3 separate regions of the Mus musculus genome follow, and all the other regions are linked to region 3. The links are chromatin loops, found by intact Hi-C in ENCODE. Cell type or tissue: left cerebral cortex. All regions are shown on one strand.

Region 1 (8,000 bases), 130 kb after region 3:
TTCAACAAATTTCATATATATATATATATATATATATATATATCTCATACATATATATTATTTTCATTATTGTACGGTATTATCATATCTTTATCCATGGATATGATTTATAGTATGTGAAAACACTGTCCATGTGAATGGCAGGCATATATATATGTGTGTGTGTGTATATATTACATACAATATAATATGTAATACATACAATATAATATACAACATATGGTTCCAAGAGCTAGTTATAAAACTGTACACCACATGCCATGTTTCCCTAACTCTTTTGGAAATGCTCAAATTTACATTTTCTCTTGTAAAATGTTTCCCTGTTTTTTTTTTGTTTGTTTGTTTGTTTTGTTTTGTTTTTTGTTTGGTTTGGTTTGGTTTGGTTTTGTTATTGGCCTGTGCCATTTTTCAGCCCTGTGTGTCATTGTGTTTTAACTTGTTATTCTCTACGGTCATGGCTTTGGACATCTGTCCTCCCATCAATAATCAAAATGTTATAAGTTCCTAACGCTGTGCCACAGTCTGCTCATGCCTTACTTTTATAATAGGACTATCATGCCTGTTTGTAGAAAGATAAGACTGAATGGAGGGAAACTCTGAACTATATCAGCAAATAAAATTTATGTGGTAGCTTTGAAGTGGAAAATTTTGATTTCTTTAAAAACTCAATTGTGTCATGTGGTGTTTTTCTGGAAACTGTCTTATGATCTTTTGCTGAAAACAGACATTTCAGAGGGTGTATGGTGTTTACAAAGACTACTGCTATGATGTGCCACGCAATGCCTTACTTACTGGTCTTCACTGGTCTTCACTGGTCTTCACTTACTAGAGAGAAACGTTCAAAAGAACTTCTTGTGGTATTCTGGTTGATGCCGTGGCTTCTGCTGACTCATGCTGATTCCGCAGAGCTTTGCTGTTTCTGCTGGATCACATGGCGGTTTCTGACTCATGTTAGGTGTTTGCTATTGAACTGAACTGCTGTTAACCTGACAACCAAGAGTGGAGTCACCTGAGGGAGCTACTTCTCAACAGGTCCTCAACCCTCTTTTCCTAGTAACCTTTTTTTCCCTCTCCTACCTCCAGTCAGTAGGCTAGAAGGGAAGTTGATGTGTTTAAGAACTCTAAATAAAATCGGCCTTAAAAAAATTAAGACTACATAGATGTGTAGAACATATACAATATAGCTTTTTTATTTTGACAAAAACAAAAAGAATATTTCAGATATCTGGAACATCACTTCAAGGTTTCCTTGGCTCTCAACAGCTCTCAGAAGGTTCTGATTGGAAGCTATTTGCCATTATTATCACCAAGTCTGGATTTGTTTGTACTGATGCTCTTCACAGCCTTCCACGAACAGCACCCAGCTGGCAAGGAGGGTGATTAATTTAAGAATCCTCATCCCAAGCATCTCGCATGGTTTCTGGTTAACGGCGGTAAACCACGTGCTTATATCCCGGTGTTACCTGGTGTTATGGGCTCTTTGTGTTCTTAAGTTTCGGGAGAAGGCGATGGCCCTGGAAGGTCCCCTATGTTTTCAGGAAGGCAGGCCACACACCGAAGGACAAACTAGAAGGGATTTGGAATTTGGAATGATTCTCTTCTGTTTGAGTAAAGAGAGGCTTCTAACCGGGCCGGGGTGGCGCATGCCTTTAATCCCAGCACTCGAGAGGTAGAGGCAGGTGGATTTCTGCGTTAGAGGCCAGCCTGGTCTACCGGGTGAGTTCCAGGACAGCCAGGGCTATGCAGAGAAACCGTGCCTCTTTTGTTCATGATTATCACTTTGTTGTTGTTGTTGTTGTTGTTGTTTTCTTCCAGGTGCTCAAAAGGCCATACCCCGTGCCCAATAGTAAAATGTTTCTCATAGCCCATTCCCAGTAGTGAAATACTTCTCAAAGTGGAAAATACAGAGCGTGACAATTCTCTGAACTGGGAGGCAAGCTGCAGTTAATGAAACCTTAGTCTTTTCACCTGGCGGAAGGGAGGGAGGCTGCTCATTGCCTTCCCCCACAGCAAGAAAAAAGTGCCCCAGGCAGACAACTGGCCTGTCCCCAACCCTCACTGCTGGTTCAGAGATCACCCTTTGCTACAATCACCTGATTTCCATATCTTGATTTGAGAAGCCTGGCTCTGGGGATGATTTCCTACGTGTTTTTTTTTTTTGTTTTGTTTTTTGTTTTTTGTTTTTTGTTTTTTGTTTTTTTGTTTTTTTTCCAGCGCGGAAGCTTTAGAGTCAGAGTTCTTAGTTGACGTTTTGTTTGTTTTTTGTTTTAGTTACCTCCCTTGAAAGAACAAAAGTGTATTCATCACTTCAAACTTTTTTTCTTTCTAACTAAGGATTTGCCTGACACAAGATCCTGATCCCTGGAATGTTCCACCCTGGTAGACTTTAACATTCTCAGTATCAATGCTTTGCCCATGGCCAGCTGTACCCAGACAAAGCACCCTGGGGGACTCAAGTTCTAGACTCAGAGAAAGAATAAAGCTGGCCCAAACACTACTGTAAACAAGCCTCCCTCTCAAGGATAAACTTGAAAGACCGTGCATTACAAAGCCATAAAGAAGTGGGTAATGGGGAAGGGTTCACTCAGGTGGCTTCAATGAGCTTCAATACAGAGAAGTCAGGACCTAGCCACAGCTTTGAAACTCCAAGCCAAACTTATTCTGAGCTCACACACAAACCTCCCCCCTCAAAGAGCTCAGCAGCGGTAAGACCGCTGGCCCTGGCGCAGCTTGGGGGTGATTGAAAGAAGAAGCGGGGACACCCCTTTTGGCTCTCCTCCCTCCCACCACTAGCATGGGCTTCGCTTTGGAGCGTCTCGCGGAAGCCGTGGACCCCGCTTTCCAGTGCCAGCTACTGTGTGGCCAGGTACTGGAGGAGCCCGCGTGCACGCCTTGCGGGCACGTCTTCTGCGCCAGCTGCCTGCTGCCCTGGGCGGCGGGGAGACGCTGGTGCCCGCTGCAGTGCCAGCCGCTGGCGCCGGGCGAGCTGTACCGGGTGCTGCCGCTGCGCAGCCTGGTCCAGCAACTGCGCGTGCAGTGCAACTACAGCGGACAGGGCTGTGGCCACAGGGGCGACTGCGGGTGCTGGCAGTGCACATCCAGCGCTGCGCCTTCGGCCCTGCCAGCGGCTGTGACAGCCACTGCCCAGGCGGCTGCGGAGGCGGCGGGGAGGAAAAGCACCCGGCGACCAAGACCTGCTGGAGTGGGGACGCGCGTGAGGGGCCACCCGGACCTGGAGGTCGGCCTCTGGTTGTCGCCTGCTGTCGGGGTGGGGAAGACGCGGCGGGCGCAGGTCAGCTTGTTGCAGCGCAGGTATCAGGAGAAGTTGGCTCTGTACATGGCGCACACGCGCAACTTCGTCGGGAACCCGGGAGGCCGCGGCCAGGTAAGCCCAGGGGAATGAACCCCAGAGCACGGTTGGGATGGGAAGGGGAGCGTCTTCCCGACTGTTGAGGACTCCTTATGGAGGTGCCATCCCTTTTTCAGAGCTGCATCTGATTATGCTCTGCCACCTTCATCTGCATCGCTGCCCCAGAAACACCGTTTAGGATTAAGGGAGTCAAACTCAACTTCTCCAGGAGGAGAAATTGAGTGAACTCTTTTCCCATCCACACTCTGTTCTCATCTTCCACTCCCCTGCTCACCTAAGCTGCCCATCTTTCGCGTCCTTGGCCTGTGCCTGGAGCAAATTCTATAAGTAAACCGGTTAATTGGCTGTGAGAGACTTATTTTCTCTGCCAAAATATGCCTATCAGTTAACTACCCACCCTTTCCTCAGCTCAGGGGCCTCGAGGGATGGTGGTGACAGAGATACCGACCTTCCCTGTTGATTCCTCTCTCCTGACCTCACGAGACCTTATTGGTGGCCAGTGTGCCTGTTATTACCTGGGGACCTGTCCCAGGACAAGAACAAAGGCCTGAAGTCACAGTGCCTCCTTGAGTACCTGGCAGAGGCAGCTGTCTTCCCTACTTCATGGAAGGGGCTAGTCCTGAGCTGCGAGCTGCAGCCTGGGTAGAGAGACGTGTTTATCAGCTGTCTTCAGTTGGTGTTTGACTTGAACGGTCTCTGGCAGAGCAAGCAAGATTTGACAGAACTTGTACCCCCTACTCAAGTGCTGTTTTCACTTCTTCTACACGCCCCCCCCCACACACACCCCCCCGGGGAGGAGCAAGAGAGGGCTTCCGTTTGGGACTGGTTGCTTAGATCTGCCTCCCACCCTGGCCCTCTGTTTTAACCTTCCTACCCCTAGTCTGAAAAACAATGTGAGAGAAGCTGCTCTGATTATACGATGCACATGGAGCATACTTGGGTAAAAATGCCGTTGCATAACACAGCACCTTGTGCAGTTAGTTAATGGAGAGAATAAAAATTAAAAAGACTGGAGGCTACATGAGTTCCCTAGTCTGCTTGTGTATAGGATAATCTTCATTCCAATGGATGAGCTAGAGAAAAGCACACACGTTTGCTATGCACTGCCAGTCCATGATTCAATGCTGGCTGAAAGGAGCAACCGTTAGAATTACAGAATAAAGAACTAACTACAGCATCCCACCAAACTGTGCTTCTATGCCAGGGCTGTCCTATGCTGCAACCCTTTAATACCTCATGTTGTGGTGACCCGCAACCATAAAATTATTTTGCTACATCATAACTGTAATTTTGCTACTGTTATGAATCATAATGTAAATATCTGATAATGTGATTCCAGCAAAGGGGTTGCAACCCATAGATTGAGAACCACTGTTCTGTGCCTTGCCTTGTGGATTCATCATCAAATGCTGCTCTCCAAGGGTTGTGCTTTCTGCTGCCTCAAGGGGCTGCTGTGGGCTCTGGGAAAGCTCTTGAGGGGTGGGGCGAGGGGGGAGCAAGGTAGCAGTGGGGATGCAGTCGGTTTTCAATCCCTGCATCAGATGTGACTCCAGGTGTTTCAGTCCCTCAGAACAGTTAAGGTCTCTAATGGTGACTACAGAGCATCTTGTCTGGCTACTTCAGTGCCTGTTTAAATCAGTCTTTGCTAACAAACAGGTGGCTGTATAATTTATATTTGTTTAAATATTACTGTATCACTGGGAAAGAAATACATACTATTTACCAAGCAAACTTCTTTTATTTTTACTCTGTGAGAATTATGACAAACCTAATAGAGAGGCTATTTAAAATCAAGATGGCTGCCTTCCAGTAGACCCTGCATTACAGGGCCAGCCTGAACGTTGCTGCCGAAGGGACTTTATAAATAGCTCAGTGATTTTTTCAAACTCTACAGTGAAAATTTACATTAAAAAAATGTTTCTGAGATCCACTGACAACTTGTTTTACTTTTCTGTCATACAAAGTTTAAAAATAAAAAGCCCTGCCTGGTGAAGCCTGGACATCTGTTTGCAGTTAAGGTGGAGTCAGAGCGGGATACTCCCTGTGTGAAGTGCAAATCCATGTAGTTATTTGGAAACCCCCTTCTGCTCACAGGCGCAGCAGTTTTCTTCAAATACAGGCTTTAAAGTGTGATTAAGGAGAAAGCTGACTGAGTCAAGCATCCTTACGAGTCTTCTCTATTAACAGTACAGTGTCTTATATTGTTTTCTCATTTTTTTTCTTATTTATCCAGTTTTTTTTTGCTCTTTCACTTAGGATGGAGAGCAGAAGCCGTTCACTGTTGTGTTGGAAAGAGAAGATGACACTTTGGGATTCAACATAATAGGAGGCCGCCCATATCAGGTGACTACTTTGTTAATGCAGTGTTCTGCATATGAAGTAGACTAGGACTCAGACAAACAAGGGGTATGATCCTTAAAAGGATGTTTGGGCCCAAAGACCAGATTTTTTTTTTCTTTCAAGATTTATTTATTTATTTATTTATTTAATGTATGTGAATACACTGCTGCTTTCTTCAGACAGCACCAGAAGAGGGCATCAGATCTCATTTGCAGATGGTTGCATGTGGATGCTGGGAATTGAACTCAGGACCTCTGGAAGAGCAGTCAGTGCTCTTAACCACTGAGCCATCTCTCCAGCCCCCAAACTAGACTCTTAATGGAGATCTAGTACATACTCAGATTTTTTGTTATGAGATAATTTGAAAACAAAACACTCCACAGTTGATCATCTCGATTCCCTCAGCTACAGCGGTAAAGGGAGGGATGTGTTTCATATTTAACTACCTTCCTTGGACAGCACCATGGGCAGATGTCTTGGCCCTATGACAGAGAGACCTGGGTAGGCGATTTTCATTTGCAATACTTAGTACCTCGTCTGCCTATACTTCCTGTTCTCAAATGGTACTGTCTTTAGACGACAAGGCAGTTGAGAAGCTGACCGTAATGAACAAAATGTCAAAATGAATTTAAAAAGCAGAAAAGTGAGGGCTTTTTGTTTTTCCTTCCCACAATTTCTTAAGAAATGTCATACAAAGAGAGTTGATATGAAACATTTTTTGGTGTTCCTACTCAACTTCTTATTTAATGGGAAGAATACTCCTACTTTATATTTATTATTTTCAAATTTGTATTATGAATTTACACACTGTAGTTACAAAACCCTTTGGCATCCTGCAATTCTACACTGTCTTAATTTTGAGTGTAACTAGATAAAGACAGTGAAAATTGGTAAAGAGAGCCAACTTATTAACTGCAGTTAACTGCTCTGAGATGTCCCTGACCCATGAGGCACTGCTCTGAGATGTCCCTGACCCATGGGGCACTGCTCTGAGATGTCCCTGTCCCATGGGGTACCTGCTGTTCAACAACTCACCTCCCGTGGGACTTTAGGTCCTGCTCTAAGCTGGGTTTGGGACAGTGATGACCTGTGCCACTCTAGGGGTTCAGATGGTGCCATCCTGTGCTTTCTATGCAACGAGCAAACCGAGCAATCTAAGGCTGTTCTGCTGCTGCTCTGACCTGGTCCCAGTTATTATAAAGACACATTTTTCATATCATTTCCATTCTCCCTTCTATTGGGGGTTATTTATAAATGCCAGTTAGGAAGCTGATATTTAAAGGGCACTGGGCATTTTAAAGAATCACTTTCAATTATGTTTGAGGCAGATCAATTAAGGAGAACTTATAGGGTTAGTTTTAATTTTCCTGCCATAAAAATCAACTGACATTTAAGAACACATAATATATTGTTATTTTGACGATAAACATCTTCCTCAGGAAGTCTGACAAGATCATTGGTTTCTCGTGATTGGCTGAAATTCTGTAGTATCAAAATGCTGCATGTTTTGAGGTTTGTCTTTGTCCTGTGTAACGTGCACCCAGAACCAAGTACAGATAAAATTTGAATGGATTTCTTGACCATGTAAAGTTGATCTTTTAAGATCTCTAGATTTAAAATCATTCTGTCTCCTAGGTGCTCAAAAGCTATGATTCCAAATGCCTCACACTGGAAACTAAATTATATTTTTGGAGCTATGATTGCATCTAAGTTGTTATATACGAGAGGGTAAATTGGCTTTCTTCTTGTCTGTTTTTATCTCCCTCCCGTCACACATTTTAGGTGAGAGGTTTTCACAGTAATACTGTTGACCTTACCTTGCAGGCAGCGTTCTCCAAAGCTTTTCATGTGCATTCAAAATGTAGGATAAATAAATGATCTTGTCAGAGATGCTGGACTCGCTCATTACAGCTGTCATCTTGATTAATGACTAGTTGGCATTAAATAAGTTAATTCCGTGCCAAGTTCTCAGCTAAGAGAGTTGCATGTTGGAGCAGAATTATTGATAGTGTTACATTTAGAAAAGAAAATCATCCTTTACACGATTTAAAGTTTGCTTAATATGTAACTTTCTGTCAACAATACTTTTTTTCTATAGAATTCCCAGAAGCAATCAGCGCCTGAAGGAATTTATGTCTCAAAAATTTTAGAAAACGGACCTGCAGACCGAGCAGATGGCCTGGAGGTTCATGACAAAATCATTGCGGTAAGGCGGTAAAAAAAAAAAAAATAAAAAATAAAAAACAGGTGCATGATCCGCGATGTTGCTCACACATTGTTCACCTCTGAG
Region 2 (8,000 bases), 980 kb after region 3:
CTGTGTGGAGTTATGTGCACCACCTGTGTCTGGTGTCCACAGAGGTTAGAAGAGTGTGTTGGATCCCTTGGCACTGGAGTTACAGAGAGCTGTGGACCACCATGTGGGTGCTGGCACCAAGTGCTGGTAATGACTGCGCCACTCTGTCTGACAGTGACGATTCTTTAAGGTTTTTCTTTTACTATGTCTACCGTCTCCCGTCCTCTTGAGTCCACTGAAAACGGTTCAGCTGAAAGTATCCCCGCTGAGGAAAAAGCAGACGTAACCCTTGTCCCAGCCACCATTCCAGGTCACGCCACAAGCTAAGGATTATTTTATAACATTTCAGTACTCCCTGAGAGGAGATATTCATATAAAAGCTGGAAATATCTTTTAGACTTAAAAACAACAAACAGACAAACAAACAAATGGCCAGACTGGCCTCTCATTATCATGCTAGGGAAAACCAGTGGGCGATTTAGACATTTCAATGCAGTTCCCTTCACAGACCTCCTCTAAAGGACATTAAAATGGAAAATATGTGTTTCCACAGGGAAAGAAAAAAAAAAGACAACTACCACTAAAGGACCAGTGAACAAGGTGACCAAGAAACATGCCTAGCATCGATGGCTCATACAAGGCTGGTTCTGGCAGTGCACAGCGAGCACTGACCTAGGCAGGGGACCCCATGTTTCCGCAGTTTCCTCCACGTGCACCTGTCTCCCCACTATCCTTCCATCTTCCTCTCACTCTGCCTTCCGCCATTCTCTTAACCCTCTCTCTCTTTCCCTCTTCCTTGACTACTCATTTCCATCTTCCTTTTCTTCTCTACTTCCTCTTCCTTGGCATCTGTTCCTCCCACATACCATCAACAAATCTACACCGGAGAAACCAGAATGCTCCCAGCCTCGGGGGAGCCCGTGTGCGGTAAAACCGGGCTCCATCAACACTGGCATGGCTGAGGAGCTCCACGCGTTCCTCCAGTCACCCCTTCCAGGCCTCACCTCTTTGGCACTGCAGTCAGCACACCTCCCAAGCCCACAAAGAGGGGAGTCCATGCCAGTCCCCATCTGTTCTCCTCATTACACTGACAGGCGTGGCGTAGGTCATGAGCACGTCTTCATGAAGGAAAACTGCATTTTCTTAAAACACTTTCTAGAGTTTTTCCAAACTCTTTTCATACAAATGAAGTTTGGTGCATTTTCAAATCCTTTCTTTAAACAGCCTCAGTCAATCACAGTGGAACACGTGGGGCTGAGTCTTCAGCTACTGAGAAAATGGCATCTGAAGGGACTTACTCATATGAATCCCTCTGTCAAAAACCCCACTGCTTCCTCTATCCAAAACAGCACTTACAATTTAGCAATTGTGCCAATAACTGTGACATCCTAACTTCCACCTTAAAGATAGCGTAATAATTTCCATGCTTCCTAAACTAGCTGATATCGGATCCTTCTGAGGAACTCATTTAAAGCAGAATCACCATGTCCCATGCGTAGCTAAGACACGCAGGGAAATGGGTTAAGGACTGGGGAGGAGCTGGAACCAAAGGCCAGCTGCTGCTCTTGCTGGGGATGATATAGTTGCTCTAGTCACTTGTAAGTACCAAAGCACTCACTGCAGGGACACAGAACGATGCCTGCCGGAGACTTTAACATAAGAAAGGAATAAATGAAGTAAATGTAGCAAGACCCTGACGGGTGACAGACTGACCAGTGAGAGCCGCTGCACGAGGCTCTTACCTCTTCTCATCTTCCATTATTTTCTGTACTGCCGGGCCCTGACCACATAAAGCAAGCACTCTGAATATTGAGGTATAGCCCTACTCTACTTTGATGTAAGTTTTTAATCTCTTCATTTAAAAATTGTCTTAAAGACTCCTTCCTAGGTGTAGGAGATGCAGGACAGCTGACTTTGGCAAGTTCTCTCATATCACGTCAGCCAACGGATAAGGTTCCCCCTCACGGTCCCCCCTAACGAGCTACACTGCACACCGTCCACAGGGGCTGCCTTTACGATGGCGTTCTGCCAAGGAACCCTGGCTGCTGCTCCCTCAACCTGTCTGAGTACTGAGCTAGTTAACAATTCCTCCCCTGGGCGCAGATCCTTTTGATGGTATTTTAGACCTTCTCAGTCTGTCTCTGGTGAACTACAGAAGCTGGAACAACTGTACTGATCCCGTCTTCCGAATATTCCCAGAGGATACAGGACCATCACAACCGATACTGTTCCTTCATAACTTCCCTTTCTTCATGTACGGTTTAAAAATCCGAGAGAAAAAGAAGACAGACCAGGACTCAGGAGCACCTGGTAGGAAGAAACATGAGCCCCAGTACGTGAGATCACGTGCCCCAGGACAGCACATGCTGCCCGCTCAGAGTCCGTGAGGTGTCAAGGCAACACGAGCAAGGAGCACTCTTCCAGAGTTTAACAAGGCAATTGTCTTCAATGGTGTTCAAAATAAGAAATGCACATTTACCCAAATCAAAACTTTTTCTACAGCTAGATATAAAAATCTTCTCCCTCCAAACCAGCCACCACATCTGTCTAATCTAAAGTAAGGCTCTGAATTTTCTCTTCAAAAGGATCCTGGAAATGCACTTGAGGTAGAAGGGAAGTCTGAATGGACCACTGTTAACCTCACAGGCTTATGTATTTGGTCCGTTGCATTTTCCACAGTCCTTTTAGTGTTGCGATTAGATTCTTACTTTATTCTCAGCATAATATATTTTGCTTCCAGAATGCCCAGTAAAGCTGAAATTTCTCACTTAAAGTGATTTTTTAAAATGTCCCCAAATATCTTAGAGCTTAGGTTTGGCAAGACAATTTAATACATACAAAATGAACACACTTCATTTGTCAACACACACACACACACACACACGCACGCACTCACTCTCACACACACACACACTCATACACACACACACACACACACACACACACACATACACACACACAATGCCTCCTTTAAGTTTTCACTATTTCCTCCTTTCTCATACAGGTAATTTTTAAATGTGCAGCTTACTTAAAATCTACAAATAATCTCAAACATGATTGTCACCAAATATCGTAGAGCAGAGATGAAATGTATGCGGGTACATAGATTGTCAATGGTTACATTGGTTACATCACATTTCTTAAGAAACAGAACCTTTCTGCTCCTGTAAACGTTTTCTCCCACTGTAAAGTGAGGTTAGTGCTGACATAGTTATTGCTAAACTCACAGCTTGAGTCTCCACCACGTCGAGGTACATTGTCTCCATCCACCCTCCCAGGCCTTCCTTACTTGATTACGAGCCAACCCAGCTCACAGCCCACACTGTCCAATGCTTTCACTACTGCTGGAATGACACCAAGTAACGTTACAAAATACCAGAGATCCGACTGTCTTCTCCCTGGAGCACAAGAGTTCAACTTACTCTTCATGACATGAATATACTGCTCTTTAATTCTTCCAAAGAGAATTATTGTGGAGACAGAAATGCCTCCCTAAATCCTTTTCCAGTCTATTCCTTCACATCTCCTGAGGCGTTGCTTGTCTCATCCATTTCCTTCGGTCATGAAGAATCACCTTTCCTTCGGTGGCGTGTCATAACGGTTTCTTATGCTTTTTGTCAACTGCTTGATAAATATTTTGTACGTTTTTCCACAGTATGTGTGAACTGTCTTCTGCAGCTCCAGCTCTAAAGGTTTTAGTAAGGAACGGACGGAATCATCCTCAAGAGAGCACTAGAGAAGAAATACAACAGGCAACAGTACAAATGATTAATTGTTTTCCAAGTAAGTTCTCCAGTCAGTTAAATATTAACAACTACCATTTGCTATCTCACATGAAGTACACTTAGCCAGTGGTATCAGTGAATTAAACATGACTATTTATTAGAGAAGGGATTGATAGCAAATCTCTGAGGACAGGGACTCTTTAGAAAGAGGCAATGCAAGGACTTCCCAAGCCAAGAACACATGCAAGAGCAGAAAAGATGCAGAGAAATGCTGGAGGGTGGGGCATACACCTTTAATCCCAACACTCAGCAGGCAGAGGCAGGAGGAGTTCCAGGACAGCCAGGGCTACACAGAGAAACCCTGTCTCAAACAAACAAACAAACAAAGCAAGAAGCAAAAGGATGCAGAAAAACTGGCATAAAATGGCTAAACTTGTTACAGGCACCCGGGAGAAACTAGTAAAAGCCAGACTCACTCACGGAAAAGGGCAGGCGCCTTCCCATTCAGTCCGTCCCACTCCATCCCCTGAACCCACGCAGCGACACTGCTGACGCTGTTAGACACCAACACTACAGCCAGAGCAGGAAGAGTGAAATGAGTCACTTCCCAAAGAAGCTCAGAGACTTAGTACAGTGTGGCTGTGATGATGATGGAGAAAGCCTCCAGAGGATCCGTATGCTAGACTGGACCCTAGGTCACTCAGAGTGACTCTGGGAGGTGGTGGTGTATTTAGGAGGGGGACCTAATAGAGGAAGTTAAATCATGGTGACATTCCTTAGAGGGGGAAACGGAACGGCGACTGCTCCTGTCCCTTCTCTTGCTTCCTCTGTTATCTCCTCTCATCATGATATAATGTTTTACCACAGGCAACGCGGCCAGGTGACTATGGACTGAAATTTCTGAAACTGAGCAAAAGAACACTACACATAAACTGACAAACTCAAGCGTTTCTTAATACAATAGGAAGTTTGTGGCCATACTACACAAAAGAACCCAAGGATAGATACATATGAGAACTGCCAAGTACCGCAGACTCTTCACACTCTTATAGCACATGACTGTCTAGAAAGTAAGCAAGCCAGAAACTATCAGTTAAATGCTGATGGTACATTTTGGCCACGTTCTATCTATGATGCAGAACTGAGATAGAAACTGAGATAAAGTGAACTGAGGTTATCCCCGAGGGTCGGTCACAGCACACGGATTGAAGGGGAACAACACCCCTCCCAATCACCTCCCTGCCGGCCTGCTTCAGTATGGCTGCAAGGCGCTATGCAGACTGATGGGAAGAAATCAGTTGGAGCGACTGTCAGAGACTGCATGAGTGGTAACAGAGCTGAGAATGAGAGCTGCTGAATGCTCACCACGAAATGAGCCATCTCTCAAAAGGAGGGATGGGGGCTGGTGAGATGGCTCAGTGGGTAAGAGCACCCGACTGCTCTTCCGAAGGTCAGGAGTTCAAATCCCAGCAACCACATGGTGGCTCACAACCATCCGTAACAAGATCTCTCTTCTGGAGTGTCTGAGGACAGCTACAGTGTACTTGCATATAATCAATAAATAAATCTTTAAAAAAAAAAAAAAAAAAAAAGGAGGGATGGGCATGTCAAGATCTGGATCTCTGTGGAACACTGTCCTCCAGCCATGACAGGGCTGCCCCACAAAGTCTCAGTGGCTCTGATTACCTGCATGAGATCAGGCAAGACTGGGCAGAGCACCAGTGTCATGGAGGGACAGACTTAAGTGGTGGCACCCCTTCTTAAGGAGTTAAGTGGCAATTAATGGTTCCTAGACGTGGGAGCTCTCTTATCTACAGCTCTACATTTTCCTCAGTAGTGTGCCCACTGGTAAAATGGAAGGAAGGAGAAAGGGAGAGAAGGTAGAATGGTGGGTGGGTAGGTAAGAGGGAGAGAGGGAGGGAGGGCGGAAAAGGACATGGAAGGAGAGGGACTACCTGGGTAGGGGAAGGGATCAGAAGGATAAGAGGTGAGTACAGTAAAGTGCATGTGTGGGGATGCACACCCTGTCATGATACGATATAATAGATGATTGATATATGAAGATAGATATAGATATATGTCTTATTATATATGTCATCTACTATATGTTCTATATGTGCTAACAATGCACTATGTAGAAGAGGTAAGCTAACAGTGACCTGGGCTGGGAAAAGCATGACAAAGATACCAGGAAGTCATGTAAATAAGAGAAAAAGAAACCAAAGCTCTGCCCGAAGACATTGGTAGTGGATCTGAAAGCGAAGGTGTACCTGTGTTCCAAGCCAAATCAGAAACACCTTCTGCATCAACACAAATTGAAGGAAATACAATCATGGAGGGCAGGCACCCCAAAGCCTAGAGTTTGTGAACTGTGGGCACAACATCCCAACTCCAAGAGGAAGCTACACAACTGTAAGCTAGCAGGAAGCTTTGATGTTTACCAATCAAAGGAGTTTAGGAACACGTGGCAGATACACCTGAGTTTAACATCCGTATAATGGTTAATAAACACCTTTAGTCTTAATGAGAAAGGAATTGCAGTTCTTAGGTGTCAAGAAGATAATTTATATAATTCAAGCTCAGACATGCAGAGCGAGAACCTGTGACAAACCATGAAGCCAGATCTTGGGAGCAGGTGACCTTACAATAAACGACAGGAAATTCTTTACACTATATTTACAAACTCCGCATGATACTGTAAATTTTAAGTGAAAACTTCGGGGGAGCAAACCTTACATTTCTTAGTGCTTCATACACAGCTCTGAATGCTGGCTGCTTGTCGTCATGGTAAACACCTCTGTTTCCATGAAGAATGAAGACTCCTTCTTCTTCTGCTTCTCGGCAGTTGCTCCCATATATACAGTGATCTGGTCGGTAATTCCATTGACATGGAAAAACAAAGAGGCTTTCTACAACGAGGAGAAGACCAGCAACAGGAGAGCGATAAAGCACGCAAGGACTCTACGGAATCGACACTTAAAAACTATAGATGGTCTTTAGATTTCTCCCAACCAAATCAGTATTCAAATCTTACTGAAATATAGACAACCATTAATACAAGCAAAATTCGAACCAATGTGTTTCCTATGGTACAAAGGATTGAATTGAGGACACTGTACCTGCTAACCAAGTACTGTACCACTGAGCTGACCCCAGCCCACTGTTTCTTGCTTTTTGATTTTTAGTCTGTGATTGGTTTTACAAATGTAAAGAATTAAAGGAATTTAGATGGTTACCTGGATTGTGGGAAAACACGATATTTAACAGATCCTGATCGCCCCACGTGATGTTCAGTTTGTACTTTTTAAGCAGTGGCATAAGTATGTCCCCCCATTGTAGCCGCGCAGTTGTCATATCATTCTGTTGATAAAAGCATTGCAAAGTTTTAGCATTCACGTTCCAGGGGCAGCGTGACAGCTCCCATTCTTCCCTTAGAACCACTGCAAAGCCCAAAGAAAACAGAAAACCCCCTAGTTACACAACCATGTGTCCTGTACAACCTGCGCATGAGGAGGCTGCTGGTCCAGAAGGGAAGGCCGCATTGATGGTGAGACAGGGAGGGACCAGCACAGAGCGGCACGGCAGCTCACCCACTCATGCTAAAGTGAGAGCTATGAAAAGTGGTTTCTTGCTTTGTTTCTTGAGACAAGGTTTTACCGTAGACTGGGGCTATCCTCAAACTGATGATTTTCCTGTGTCTGTCTGGGAAGCAGAAACTACAAACTGTACCCCCACGGCCATCTTTGAAAGCTCGTGGCTTGGTGAGGCTGGGTTGCTGTGGATGTCCCTGCAGATGTCCCTGGAGTTCTCTCAGTGTACACAGAGATTTGTCCACACCTTCCCAGGAGAAATCACCAAGCAGCCGGCCTCTCACTGAAGCATTCACTGAGACTCCTGGAATGCACTGCTCTCAGACCATGGGGGACTACAGCACCACTAGTACATAAAATTTATCAATGGATTTTTGATCTTTATTTTCCATACTCTACGAACTTATTTCTGTTAAGCTTCTTGCTTTTCTCTTTTCTTTTTTTATACACAGTCTTATGTAACCCAGGCTGGCTTCGAACTCATGGCCAATGAGCTCTTGCTTCTCTCTGCCTCCCAAAAGCCGGGGAGGCACACTGCTTATTAGCATTAAAACTTTAACTGTAGTTATTTTATTTATTAATTTCAAATAATTTTCTTTAAACTTCCAAAATAACAGTGATTTTTGACAGGGAAAAAAAAAACCACGTGCCAGACATTGTTCTGAGCACTTCTTACCAGTTCAACCCCAACTCTAACACAAACACA
Region 3 (8,000 bases):
CTGTGACTTACTTTTCTTTTGAAACCCTACAGATCCCACACGAATTATTTTGGCCCCAATCAATGCTGACATCACTGTTGGGGAAAATGCCACCATGCAGTGTGCTGCGTCTTTCGATCCTGCCTTGGACCTCACGTTTGTGTGGTCCTTCAATGGCTACGTGATTGACTTTAACAAGGAAATTACGCATATCCATTACCAGAGGAATTTTATGGTATGTGTCTTATACTTCATCTTACCAACACCCTAATAGTCCTTCTGTGTCTGTACTAAGACTTCAGTTAAGGATCAGAGACATAGCTTACTAGGTAAGTAAGCCACCAAGCCTGTGGGCCTGAGTTCAATCTTAGAAACCCATATAACAGAAAGAAGGGACCAAACCTAAAAGGTTGTTCTCTGGTGAAACATGTACCATAGCTTACACACACACACACACACATACACACACACACATACACACACACACACACACACACACACATATATATGTATATATATAAATAATTAAAAATTCAGAAATATAATAATATTTTACATAATTTTAGTTTTATAAGGAGGTGACAGTCCTGTGAAAAGCTTTCCATTTTTCTCAGATTAATCATGGTACTCTAAAACATTTATAAAGGACTAATGTTAAAGAGTTTGGTAGGGATATTCTCAAATATCTACTGATCTCTAGGTTTATTTTCTCTTCCACTTATATGATTCGTTTTAAAGTAATTTATTTCATTCTGTGAATGTAGCAAATCAATGGAATATATTTGTTTCAAGGCTTGAGCTAGTCTTCGTGGTTTGAAAAAGATGAAATGGTTAATTCTCAGAAGTGGAAACTGTACATTCTCCAAACTTTGGGAATTGACACAGCGATCAGAGACCAGGGAGACAGTTGGGAAGCAACGCAGGGCTGTCATTGCGGGATTGCGGGGATTAACAAGCTGCTTGACCCTGGCACAGGACAAATTGGCTCTCCTAGTTGCTACCATTCTCCTCTCTGAAAAGGTTACTGCTTAGGGACTTGTGTATTTGTTTGGCACGTGCCCTTAATTAATATGTGCTGAGCTTGTCTGGCCTCCGTGGGAGAGGAAGTGTCTAGCCTCACAGAGTCTTCAAGTACCAGGATTGGGGCGGGGGATACCCAGAGGGCCCCAATCTGCTCAGAGGAAAAGGGAAGGGGTGGAGGAAGGATTGTGGCAGGGGGGTGACCAAGAGAGAGACAGTGAGTGTGATGTAAATTGAATAAATAAAAAATTCAAGTAAAAGAAAAAGAAGATGCGCAGAGGGTGGGAATTATGTCAATAGGAAGAAGGGGCACAGGAGAGGTGCAGGACTCAGATGGAAGGATAGTGGGGATATAAGCAAAGTACAATGATATATATATATATATATATATATATATATATATATATATATATAATAGCAAAATCCTTATTCAACATTTTAAAATGATAGAAAAGCAACAACAACAACAACAAATGAAAATACGCGGGTCTGGTAAATCGGACTTACATCTCAGCACTCAGGAAACTTAGTCAAAAGAATCTTAGATTCTTAAGCTGGAGGCTAGCCTGGGCTACATACTGAGTCCCTGTCTCAAGAAACAAAACAGAACAAAAAAGCAAAAATGAGGGGTGTGGACATTGACGTCAAAATCAGCTATTAATGTACACAAGTGGTCGAGCCAACCCAGTGTGATATTTCAGAACTTTTATTCCACGTAAGACCTGTACTGATATTTATGAATTATAATAGCATGATGCTTTAGATTATCCGGTTGCCTTCAAATTACTTGTCTAGGGTTTCTTCTTTAAGTTTAGTAAGCGTTCCTTTAACCAGACGGGGACATTTGTGGCATAGATGCACGGCCACCACTCCCTCCGTGTTAATGTATTTGCCCCTGCAGTTTCACCAGGATGTCCATTACTTGCAATTTACTGAGACTAGCTGTAACCATAAAACCAATCATAGACCTGCCAATTAGGTTTCTGAGCCAGAGTATACTTAAAAATCTACATAATAGACAGAAAACATTTATGATTCACCTAACATAGACTTGCCCATCATTAGTGAAATCAGAATCACAATCGTTATCAATTTAATAATTCTTCTTTACATATTAGATTGTTTTTGAAAGACACGTCTCACCATTTTTATCGATTTTAAGGAAAACAGTCAGAAAAACAGACATGCTACTTAAAAAGAGAAACAAAGTTTGGAGTTCATTTAATCCTTTGGTCTCATAAATTGAAGGATTTCAGAGCTACCATCTGGAAAGATGACAAGAGGGACTTATAAAGTATATTTAGTAGCTTCGGAGAAGTCTGCATAAATAGATTTGGGGGCATAAATTACCCTAATTAAGGTGAAACTTCACATTTAGGGCCGAGGTACATTCTTTAATATAATAATTACCCTGTGTTGTTTGACATAAATGCTCACTGTAAGAAAAAAATAGGGAAAAAGAATAAATGGGCAACAGATATAGAAGAGGGGCAGAGGAGACATTTTGCAATGCAAATGTATCTGAAACTCTATAAAAGCTTAAGGGCTTAAAAAAGAAGGGAATATCCATTTCTGTGTTTGCTAGGCCCCAGCATAGCCTCACAAGAGACAGACAGCTATATCTGGACGCCAGGGCCAAGAAGTGTGAGTGGGTGGGTAGGGGAGTTGGGGTGGGAGGGTATGGGGGACTTTTGGGATAGCATTGGAAATGTAAATGAAGAAAATACCTAATTGAAAAATAAATGATAGATATGTACATTAAAAAAAAAAGAGAAGAAGGGAATAAAGAAGTGGTTGAGCTGGGCAGTGGTGGTGCACGCCTTTAATCCCAGCACTTGGGAGGCAGAGGCAGGCGGATTTCTGAGTTCGAGGCCAGCATGGTCTACAAAGTGAGTTCCAGGACAGCCAGGGTTAGACAGAGAATCCCTGTCTCAACAAACAAACAAACAAAAAACCAAAACAAAACGAAAAACACAAACAAACAAACAAACAAACAAGAAGTGGTTGGTGTGCTAAAGGCAAAAAGGTGAGTTGGGGTAGAGATGGGGAGTGAGTCCTGAGACTATGCCTGCTCTCTCTGCAAATGACAGCCACAGAGGTTCAGAAAGTAGCTGCCCCCCACCCCCACCCCGGCTGGCCCACTGAGGAGTACTTGCTGGCTGTGGGCCCTATGTTGGGATTCCTCAACTTGGGTTACTCTCAGCTAACAGATAAGCCAAACCATGAGACACACCTGAATCAAGTTACCACATGTTCATTATTAGCATGTGAAAGAAAGACAGATGAGTTGAATTCTTTAAAAGAATATATAACCTCAAGATAAGAATGCATATTGTAAAACAGGCAAACAACGTAATTATCTCCTAACCCTACAAAAGTCCAGGAAAGATTTCATGCTGTGTTTCTTTTCTGACAATAACAACAACAACAATATCAGAGCTCAAATACACTACTAAATGACACTTAAGTGAAGGCATCAAAAATGTTTAAACAGTCTTTCAGAGACAATTCTCATGTCTAGCCCTGGCTTTTGTATTTGTTGAAACGAGCATTTTCCACCTGAAGCTCAGAGGGTAAAAAATGTACTAACAGAGGGCACATCTGTGGGCACAGGTGGCTGTGATGGTTGCTCAAAATTGCAGAGGCAAGAATTTCTCTTTGTCTATGTCACTTACATGACTTGACATTTTTCTTGATTCTTGATGGCATTTCATACAGGGATAGCATTGGTTGCTTTGACGCCATCTGCTGTTGCAGTGCTATGCACTAAGGCAACCGAAACTCTGGAAAAGATGTATGCAAACTCAAAATAACATTTAAAAAATAATCAGAGACTCCCAGGGTTTAAAATTCTCCAACTGCCATTATCATGTTTTGGCAATCATTACTGCCAACAGTTACTTGTCATCACTAAAAATAATGTAGATATAAACTTTAATCTTAATTACTTGAGTTTTCATTTCCAATTTAGTTGAAGAAAATAAATGTATCACTTAAAATTCAAGCCTGCTTTGATTTCAGCTTGCTATTTCCAGTTTTGACCACTAAGTGGCAGGCTTGCACAAGGTTTCAAGATTCATAGCCTAGACTAACTTAAGCAGAAACCTTTATGAAATGGAACAAATGCGTCTCTTCGTATTTACCGATGCCTGTGAGATGATGGGCAGTACTAAATTTCACTATAGTTCTTTTCTCAGCAGAGTCCATGGAAGAACGTAACAAGGCTTTACTGTGCACTTCTTTTTTTTTTTTAATTAGATATTTCCTTTATATACATTTCAGATGCTATCCCGAAAATTCCCTATACCCTCCCTCCGCCCTGCTCCCCTACCCACCCACTCCCACTTCTTGGCTCTGGCATTCCCCTGTATTGGGGCATATAAAGTTTGCAATATCAAGGTGCCTCTCTTCCCAGTGATGGCAGCTAGAGACAAGAGCTCCAGGGGTACTGGTTAGTTCATATTGTTGTTCCACCTATAGGGTTGCAGACCCCTTCAGCTCCTTGGGTACTTTCTCTAGCTCCTCCATTGGGGGCCCTGTGTTCCATCCAATAGATGACTGTGAGCATCCACTTCTGTATTTTACTGTGCATTTCTTTTAAGCATTTATGTTATCAATGAAGCAAAACAAAGGACTAATAACACGGTTCTTTTATTAATGGTCCTACTATACATAACATTTGTTATTTATTTCCTCATTTACTTATTGAAAACTCACTGAACATTATGCTTTGTGTAATAATGGCTAGCAAGCCTTTCATTTGTGCTTTAACAAAATTCATGTATAGATAAAATGTTAACAAATTAGCAGTTTAATACAAAAATTGATCAAAGCCATCTATCTGCATTATTTTGTTCTGCTAAGGTTTGATGGCAAATAATTATGTATTTTCTGTGTCCAGTTATAAAATTACTACCATTCTTATTTTCCAATTTAACTTACTCTCAGAGAGTAAACATACCACTAAAATTAATTTTAATTATAATTTATGTCAGTCAAACACTTCTCTTTTTTTAGAAAGAACTTGATATTATCTACACACACACATAAACATATATGTATATATCTATTCATAAAGATTCTAAGTAGTTATATATGTTTCATTTTATCCTTCACTCATGGTGGCAAATGACAGGCAAAGTATTTTTTTACTTGCTACATAATTGTATACAATTCTATTTTGTGTGTGTATGTATGCATGCATGTATGTGTATAAGTGTGGGAATACACACGTTCTGGCACACATATGTAGCTCAGAAGAGAGCATTCAAGAGTTACTCTTTTATGGCAGGGTCTCTTTTTGTTTTCTCTGGTGCACTGCATTCTACAGACTAGCTGGCCACGGAGCCTCTGTTCAGTTCTTTGTCTGCCATATCACTGAAAGAGGACTTAATGCCCACCACTGCATCTGGCTTTTTATATGCGTCCTAGGGGACAAACTAGGGTCATCAGGTTTGAGTGGCTGCCCTTTACTCACTGAATCAACTCCCTGGCCCACACTGGCCTAATTTTGACAACTGCCACCAATCATTTCCCTTCCGCTGTTCGACAGAATACTCATCATCATGGTAGCTATCTTGATTGAGCACATGGACGCTGTGTGCAGCCTTCTGATTTCTTTACCACAGTGTTGAAAGTTCAGTCTAGCAAGAAGTCACTACAGGTTTGCTAAAAATTCAGAGAAGCCGTCTGAGTTCCTCAGTAGCTCTGTCCTTCGTCACCTGTCACCTGACACTGGGTTATTTTTCACCTTTAATTCTGTGGCCCCTGCTCTGTAAGCATCATCTTTCCACCTTAAAAAAAGAAAAAAAAAAGCTATTGTATTAGGTTTCCAAAACCAATTTTTTTCTTTACAACACTTCTATGAGGATAATAAAATGCTGAAGCAGCTCTTGATAAAGAACAGAGTAACTCTTCTTGACTACTTCTGATAAATTTTATAAGAGAGAAATTGTGTCCTGCTAAAAGTCTATACATTGTTGTTTTTGTTTTTTGGGTTTTTTGTTTGTTTGTTTTTTGAAACAGGGTTTCTCTGTATAGCCCTGGCTGACCTGGAACTCACTTTTAGACCAGGCTGGCCTTGAACTCAGAAATCCGCCTGCCTCTGCCTCCCGAGTGCTGGGATTAAAGGTGTGAGCCACCACGCCCAGCACATCATTGTTTTTTAATTCCTACTGTCTGTTAACAGTTATCTCTCTCTCTCTCTCTCTCTCTCTTTCTCTCTCTCTCTCTTTGTCCTTCAACTCTAAAATAAATCTACAAGGGTTCAAAGATTTGGTGTATTGTTCCTTATTCAAACAGCTTAGCAAGGACCTCAAACAAAAGTGTCATTATATGTTTTTTTTTTTTAATGAGCCAATTGTCAAAAATGAATTCATCGGTCAGCAGACTATATTGTGTCACCATTTCCAGGCAACCCTTGAACAATCTCTTTAGCAATTACAGCTTCCCTTACGTACCTGAGGTTTTAAACATTTGATGATGCGCCTTACTTAGTGTTTTAATATTCAAAAATTCCGACACGGCTAATTAAAATGATGCATTATTGAAATCAATATCAATCTAAATAGAGAATATATTAGAGAACTAGTGATAGTTGTATGTGTGAAAATATAGTTTTTGAGATTCAAGGTGCCATTGTCAAGAGCCCTTTAAGGTGCCAAGTGATGCCTGACACTTACGATGTCAGTATTCTCAGTGTGCAGAGGTAGACAGGGGGACAGCAGGCATTAAGAAACCATAAGATGAGAGATAGATACAGTGAAAAGTTCATGGCGTGACCATCAGCCGGTGTGTACGATTTTGCCACTTCGACGTGTTTTTAACCTAAAAAGGAAAGCCACTTAATATAATGAAGGAAGGAAGGAAGCTAGATTCGGTTATCAAATATAAAAGATTGCCTCGGAATTGGTTACAAATTGTATCTTTCATGGGCTTCCAGCTCAGAGTGTGTGTGCGAGCGTGCCTGGAAAGTCTTTCAGCAGCCCCAGAAGCATCCCACAGCTCCTACTGAACTCCTGCTGTGAGAGGAGCCAGTGGCTGCTGAGGCTGCCCCTGATGTGCCTGCTGCTATTAGAGAAGCCATGGAGTGAGGTTTGCATGGGAGGCTGCCTACAATGCTGCTGTTAGGGGAGCCTGTGGATGCTGTCAGCATGGGGGGAGGCTGCCAATGATGTTTTTGCTGTAGCTGTTATCTAGCAAGTCTTCCTTCATGTATTGCAAACTTTCTTTCTTCTCCCTTCAATTTGAAAGGAACAAAGCAAGTTTGTGTCCTCCCACCTACTTGTTTGCTTCTTCTTTATGAGTCAGTTTGTTCCCACAATTTAGTAATATTTTAACTTTTATTTAACGCAATCAGTTTTTGGCAGCTAGTATACGAGGGAGGAGAAAGCAAGGATTGGGCCATTTTAGGTTGAATAGTCTTTTGACTTAAACTTGGGATACTTCGAAAGTGGTCAACCGCATATACGCGCTGGATATCCCCTGAACTTTACCAATCACAGTTTCCAGGATGTGATTCAACTCTCTGCATCTGAAGGGAAGAATTTTGCGATTCAGCCAAGCTGTGGCTTTTAGTGAAAATAAGTGAACATTCGTATCTAATTTGTGGCTAGAATGTGCTGAGGTTCACGGTCTCCAGTTGCTTGGTAAGCGTTCTGCCAACCACCGAGAACCACGGCTTCTCCCGAGGCTGGAAAGCCTTAGCTGTCTTTGTAAAAGACGTCAAAAAGCATTTCATATATATATATGCACTCTCCTAGAAAGGATGCGTGTGCGTTACCTCCTTTCCCTGCTGCAGAGTTTCAGCGTCATGCCTTCACCAGATATTCGGCCACAGGGCTGCCTGTTGATATTCTTCAAATTCCTGTGCAGTCCTACTTAGGCTCTAATATTTAAAACAGAGCTGGTTCTAACTTGGCTTAAATGAAAGCTTCTACCGAGTATGGGGGTGTAAAAGTGATCAAAGTATTGTATGAAATTCTCAAAAAAATTAATAGATT

What was found. Hi-C counts contacts between places; a loop is a spot of excess contacts. Peaks named below come from ENCODE experiments on the same cell type or tissue, not always from the same donor. Only the 100,000 strongest peaks of a DNase experiment are listed, where the experiment ranks them.
Region 1: it touches region 3 in a loop (2.3-fold over the local background); 4 of 42 quality-filtered maps call a loop at or near these places.
Region 2: it touches region 3 in a loop (5-fold over the local background); 3 of 42 quality-filtered maps call a loop at or near these places.

The regions. Positions count from the first base shown.
Region 1 is chr15:92,394,121-92,402,120 of GRCm38, forward strand. Pdzrn4 (PDZ domain containing RING finger 4) reads left to right here and starts at 2,690. Exons shown (of 10, transcript NM_001164593.1): 1 at 2,690-3,385; 2 at 5,627-5,713; 3 at 7,809-7,916. The coding sequence starts at 2,795. In left cerebral cortex, CTCF peaks have their summits at 2,991 and 4,814; DNase peaks (open chromatin) are centred at 3,034, 3,309, 3,484, 3,727 and 3 more places; H3K4me3 peaks cover 2,191 bases; H3K27ac peaks cover 1,460 bases.
Region 2 is chr15:93,241,419-93,249,418 of GRCm38, forward strand. Gxylt1 (glucoside xylosyltransferase 1) reads right to left here. Exons shown (of 7, transcript NM_001357006.1): 5 at 6,941-7,064; 6 at 6,441-6,613; 7 at 1-3,711. The coding sequence ends at 3,550. Among named protein-coding and RNA genes, the nearest start is that of Gxylt1, 30 kb to the right of the region's middle. In left cerebral cortex, no CTCF peak of the experiment used is centred here; DNase peaks (open chromatin) are centred at 4,232, 7,282 and 7,767.
Region 3 is chr15:92,261,441-92,269,440 of GRCm38, forward strand. It overlaps Cntn1 (contactin 1), which reads left to right. Exons shown (of 24, transcript NM_001159648.1): 14 at 33-214. Among named protein-coding and RNA genes, the nearest start is that of Gm36901, 64 kb to the left of the region's middle. In left cerebral cortex, a CTCF peak has its summit at 4,038; a DNase peak (open chromatin) is centred at 4,046.